Linked DNA regions of Homo sapiens: region 1 is linked to region 2. A link is an interaction called in ENCODE POLR2A ChIA-PET data of the cell type or tissue named here. Cell type or tissue: OCI-LY7. All regions are shown on one strand. Links, peaks and the distances in the headings refer to the core of each region. The heading gives the core; the rest is flanking DNA.

What was found. ChIA-PET counts read pairs that join two places held together with the same protein. Peaks named below come from ENCODE experiments on the same cell type or tissue, not always from the same donor. Only the 100,000 strongest peaks of a DNase experiment are listed, where the experiment ranks them.
Region 1: POLR2A ChIA-PET joins it to region 2 with 20 read pairs; 3 of 35 experiments call an interaction of 5 or more read pairs at or near these places.

The regions. Positions count from the first base shown.
Region 1 is chr3:32,515,215-32,518,127 of GRCh38, reverse strand. No RefSeq gene overlaps it. Among named protein-coding and RNA genes, the nearest start is that of MIR548AY, 10 kb to the right of the region's middle. In OCI-LY7, for the core only: a CTCF peak has its summit at 1,927; a DNase peak (open chromatin) is centred at 1,567; H3K4me3 peaks cover 637 bases; H3K27ac peaks cover 1,100 bases.
Region 2 is chr3:32,305,875-32,308,787 of GRCh38, reverse strand. All of the region lies in intron 1 of CMTM8 (CKLF like MARVEL transmembrane domain containing 8), which reads right to left. Among named protein-coding and RNA genes, the nearest start is that of CMTM8, 69 kb to the right of the region's middle. In OCI-LY7, for the core only: no CTCF peak of the experiment used is centred there; no DNase peak of the experiment used is centred there.

The DNA of each region.
Region 1 (2,913 bases), core at 131-2,630, 210 kb before region 2:
CGATCTCGGCTCATTGCAACCTCCACCTCCTGGATTCAAGCAATTCTCCTGTCTCAGCCACCCTAGTAGCTGGGATTACAGGTGCCCGCCACCACGCCCAGCTAATTTTTGTATTTTTAGTAGAGACGGGGTTTCACCATGTTGGCCAGGCTGGTCTCAAACTCCTGACCTCGTGATCTGCCCACCTCAGCCTCCCAAAGTGCTGGGATTACAGGCGTGAGCCACTGCGCCCTGCTGATAACTGTTATCTTTACAACATCGCCAAACTATGCACAGAATAGTCTTCCATTTATTATATATAGGTTTTTTTTCAGTTTCTCTTAGCAATGTTTGTAGTTTTCAGTGTGTACTCTTGTGTCTCCTTTTCGTTGCTTTTTGGGAGAGTATTTGGTTTTGATGGTATTATAAAATAAGATCCTTCTAAGATTTCTTTTTTTTTTTTTTTTTGAGACGGAGTTTGGCTCTCTTGTCACCCAGCCTGGAGTGCAATGATGCAATCTCGGCTCACTGCAACCTCTGCCTCCTGGGTTCAAGCAATTCTCCTGCCTCAGCCACCCGAGTAGCTGGGATTACAGGTGCCTGCCACCACGCCTGGCTAATTTTTGTATTTTTAGTAGAGACGGGTTTCACCAGGTTGGCCAGGCTGGTCTCGAACTACTGACCTCAGGTGATCCACACTCCTCGGCCTCCCAAAGTGCTGGGATTACAGGCGTGAGCCACCACACACGGCCTAAGATTTCATTTTACTTTGTTGCTCATATATATAAATACAGTTTTCATGTTGATTTCATCCAGCAACTTTACCTCCATTTATTTTATTTTATTTTTATTTTTTTGAGATGGAGTCTCCCTGTGTCGCCCAGGCTGGAGTGCAATGGTGCAATCTCAGCTCACTGCAACCTCCACTTCCCTGGTTCAAGTGATTCTCCCACCTCAACCTCTCGAGTAGCTGGGATTACAGGTGTCCGCCATCATGCGTGGCTAATTTTTGTATTTTTAGTAGAGACCGGGTTTTGCCATGTTGGTCCGGCTGGTCTTGAACTCCTGACCTCAAGTGATCCACTCGCCTCAGCCTCCCAAAGTGCTGGGATTAGCTACTCAGGAAGCTGAGGCAGGAGAATCGCTTGAACCCAGGAGGAGGAAGTTGCAGTGAGCTGAGAGATCACGGCACTGCACTCCAGCCTGGGCAACAGAGTGAGACTCCGTCTCCAAAAACAAACAAACAAACAAAGTGCTGGGATTACAGGCGTGAGCCACCACACCGGGCCACCTCTTCATTTATTAATGTAATGGTTCGCCTGTAATTTATTTTGGATTTTTCTACCTGTAGTTATGTAATCTGCAAATAATGACTTTTATCTCTTCCTTTGTAATGTCTTCTTGTTTATTACACCTATACTTCAATACAGATTATTATAGAACTGGTGAGAGGAAACATCTTTAATTGTTCCCCATCCCAGAGTAAAAACTTTCAATATTTCACCATTAAGTATATTTGCTGCGTGCTTTCTGTAGAGACTCTATCAAAAAAGGAAGTACTCTCAGATGAGAACAGGTCCTGGCAAAAAAAAAAAAAAAAAAAAAAAAAAAAAAGGAAGTGCTCTTTTTCTGTTGTTATTTGTCTGAGACGGAGTTTCACTCTTGTTGCCCAGGCTGGAGTGCAGTGGCGCAATCTCGGCTCACTGCAACCTCCGCCTTCCGGGTTCAAGCAATTCTCCTGCCTCGGCCTCCCGAGTAGCTGGGACTACAGGCATGTGCCACCACACCGGGCCAATTTTGTATTTTTAGTAGAGATGAGGTTTTTCCATGTTGGTCAGGCTGGTCTCCAACTCCCGACCTCAGGTGATCCGCCCACTTCAGCTTCCCAAAGTGCTGGGATTACAGGCGTGAGCCACTGCGCCCCACCTGGAAGTGCTTTTTTTCTAGTCAGTTTATGCTATGAGTTTTATCATGAATGGGTGTTTAATTTTATCAAATGCTGTCTTCATCTATAGAGATTATTTTCTTTTTTTCTATTAATGGTATGAGTACCTTACCTTTTTTTTTTTTTTTTTTTTTTTTTGAGATGGAGTCTCCCTCTGTCCCCCAGACTGGAGGGCAGTGTTGCTATCTCGGCTCACTGCAAGCTCCGCCTCCCGGGTTCACACCATTCTCCTGCCTCAGCCTCCCGGCAGCTGGGACCACAGGCACCCCCCCCCATGCCCGGCTAATTTTTTGTATTTTTAGTAAAGACCGGGTTTTACCGTGTTAGCCAGGATGGTCTCGATCTTCTGACCTCGTGATCCGCCTGCCTCGGCCTCCCAAAGTGCTGGGATTACAGGCGTGAGCCACCGCTCCCGGCCTACATTACCTTTTAAAATATTAAGCCAGCCAGGCGCAGTGGCTCACGCCTGTAATCCCAGCACTTTGGGAGATCGAGACAGGCAGATCACGAGGTCAGGAGATCGAGACCATCCTGGCCAACACGGTGAAACCCCATCTCTACTATAAATACAAAAATTAGCCGGGCATGGTGGCGGATGCCTGTAGTCCCAGCTACTCAGAAGGCTGAGGCAGGGGAATCACGTGAACCTGGGAGGTGGAGGTTGCAGTGAGCTGAGATGGTGCCACTGCACTCCAGCCTGGGCAACAGAGTGAGACTCCGCCTCAAAAAAAAAAAAAAAAAAAATTACGCCACCTTTGTATTCCTGGAAAAACCCCTATGCTGATCTTAATATATTAGTTGTATTGTATTCCTGATTTTGATTTGCTAACTTTTTTTAGAATTTTGCATTATGCTCCTGAGAAAGCCTAACCTGTAATTTTCATTTCCCCTAATGTTTTTGTCAGTGTTTTTTATCAATATTATGTTGACTTCATAAAACAATTCTGTTTGTGTTCTTTGTAAAGAGTTCATGTAAGATTGCTGTAGTA
Region 2 (2,913 bases), core at 254-2,753:
ATATATTAAAGTTCACTAAGCGTCATTGTGTCTATTAACTCATATTAAAATACATTAAGAGCAGATTATGTCTATTTTGAGTACCTCATACATAACTTGCAGTGTTCTAAGGGCTTTCCATGTATTCTTATTTAATCCTCATCATGATTCTGAGGTAGGTACCATAATTAGTCCCATTTTACAGATGGAGAAACTGAGACACAGAGAGGTGAAGTCATGCTGAACTCATGAACGATGATAGAGCCCCGATCTCCTCATGCCAGTGCCCTTTCCAACTCTAGTGCACTCTCCACTGTCCCATCCAAGTAGCTAAGTTCTGGAGAAGAAACTGCGGGCTGGAAATGCTTAGCTGTGTGCTCAAGAGCTCTCCTGCAAATCTGTTTTCTTTTAAGCATAACCATGCAGACATATGGAGGGGGACTTCACATAATTGTTTTTCTCTATAAAGACAACTCAATATATTTTTCTGTAGCTTGATTTTTTATTTCTTCACAATATATCACTAGCATCCCTCACACTGTGGACATGAATCTGCTTCTGTGTTTTCTGATGCTGTGGAAAGCAGGACCATTTAGTCTGAATGTCTCCGCCTCCCTGTGCTAAATTAGAGACATGGAGTCGGTAGAGTGCGAAGGAGGTGTGACTCTTTCATCCTGAAAGGATGCTTAAGTCTCTTATGATAACAATTAAATGGTAAGGAAAAATCCTCAACACCCTGTGGTGTCTTCTATTTTCTGCTCTCTTCTCCTTTTGAATTGAGCCGCTTAAAGGAATGGTCTTAACTGGGTATCTCAGTATTCTCTTGGCTTCTCAGAGCCTAAACTCTCTTAAATGCCTTTGCTGACTTATTTCCCTTTGCCCACTCCTTGAACATGGCCTGCCAGGGCCTTCTCCATTTGTACTTTTGCCCCAGACTGGCTCTCAAAGTGTGGTCCCAGACCAGCAACATCAACGTCACCTGGAAGCTTGTTAGAATGCAAATTCTATGGCTCCACTCCAGATCTACTGACTCAGGAACTCTGGGGGTGGGGCCTGGGGAGCTCCGATTTAACAACCTTCCAGGTGATTCTGATGCAGCTAAAGTTTGAGAACCATTGCCTTAGACAAACCCACCCCTAGCAGTCACCTCCTCCCATTGACTGGAAATTCCCACATCTTCATCTTTAACCTCGACTTCTCTTCAAGCTACATACCTACACATGCAAGTATGCTCTCTGGCCATCTCTGCCTTGCCACTCCACAGTCTCCTATACTGAATGCTGCCCAAAAAGGACTTACTTATCATCTCCCCGAGGATCTGTTCTTTCTCCCTCATTCCCAGCAACTCATGCCAACACCATCTCCCCACCTACCCAAGACAGAAACCAGGAAGTCATCCTAGACTCCTGCTTTTCCCTCATCCAGTCAGCCACCAGGTCAGGTTGATTCTACCTTCTCTTTTTTTTTAAGATGGAGTTTCGCTCTTGTCGGTCAGGCTGGAGTGCAGTGGTGCGATCTCAGCTCACTGAAAACCTCTACCTTCCGGTTTCAAGTGATTCTCTTGCCTCAGCCTCCCGAGTAGCTGGGATTACAGGCATCCACAACCATGCCCAGCTAATTTTTGTATTTTTAGTAGAGACGGGATTTCACCATGTTGGCCAGGCTGGTCTCAAACTCCTGTCCTCATGATCCACCTACCTCGGCCTCCCAAAGTGCTGGGATTACAGGCATCCACAACCATGCCCAGCTAATTTTTGTATTTTTAGTAGAGACGGGATTTCACCATGTTGGCCAGGCTGGTCTCAAACTCCTGTCCTCGTGATCCACCTACCTCGGCCTCCCAAAGTGTTGGGATTACAGGCGTGAGACACTGTGCCTGGCATCTTCTCTCCATTTTTATGACCTTAATTCAGATTCTCAGCTGGCCTAAGTCAGCTTCCAATGAGGCACCCAAGGACCTAATGTAGTACCCGTCTCTTCCAACCCTCACACTATTGCCAAGATAATCCCTCTAAAACATGAGTCTAAATGCATTAACCTTACCTAAAACTCAAGGTTGCCCACTAAACCTTAGCACCAAATCCCAACTTCTCAACAAGGAAGTATCCAGTCTCATCTTCTGCTGTTCCTATAGACATTCCAGGTAGATGTAACCATTTGCCTCAGCAATCTTACTCCTGAGAATATAGCTTCCAAATTATCAAACAGCTCCACAAGGTGACATGTACAAAGATATTTATCACAGCTTCCAGAGTTGGAATCAACTTTGGCTTCCATCACTGGAAGAGTGAATAGGCAAAAGGTGGTGGATGCATACTCTGACTAATCAATGGCTCTAATTAAACTCCCTATAACCATCCCTTTGCAATGTCGCTTTTCAGTTCCTCCCATCAAGTGGTGGAGTCTATTTCCCCACACTTTGAATCCAGACTGGATTTGTGGATTGGACTCGTGCCTTGGTTTAGCCAACAGAATATGGCAGAAATGACTGTGGTCAAGTTCCAAGTATAGGCCTTGCACAATTCTCCTCCCTTGGATTCCTGGCCTTGCCATCAGGTGACCAAGTTTAGGCCAAACTGATGAAGGATGACAACAATGTGCCATGGACCTCTTAAATCATGCAGTCTCCAGCAGATCACAGATGAATGAGTGACACCAGCTGAGATCAGCAGACCCAGACACAAATCAGCCAAACCACTCAACCAACCCCACAGACTCACGAAAAAGGAGTGACCATTGTTTTAAGTCACTAAGTTTGGGATGGTTCATCACAAAGCATACTAACTGCTACACACTCCAAGGAGTACCAGGAAAGCAATTCAAAGCAACAGAATAGATGGATCCATAGCAACATGAATTGATTTTAATAGCATAGGGTTAACTGGAAAAGAACTGAATGAGATATCTTAACACAATTCCATCTACATAAGTTAT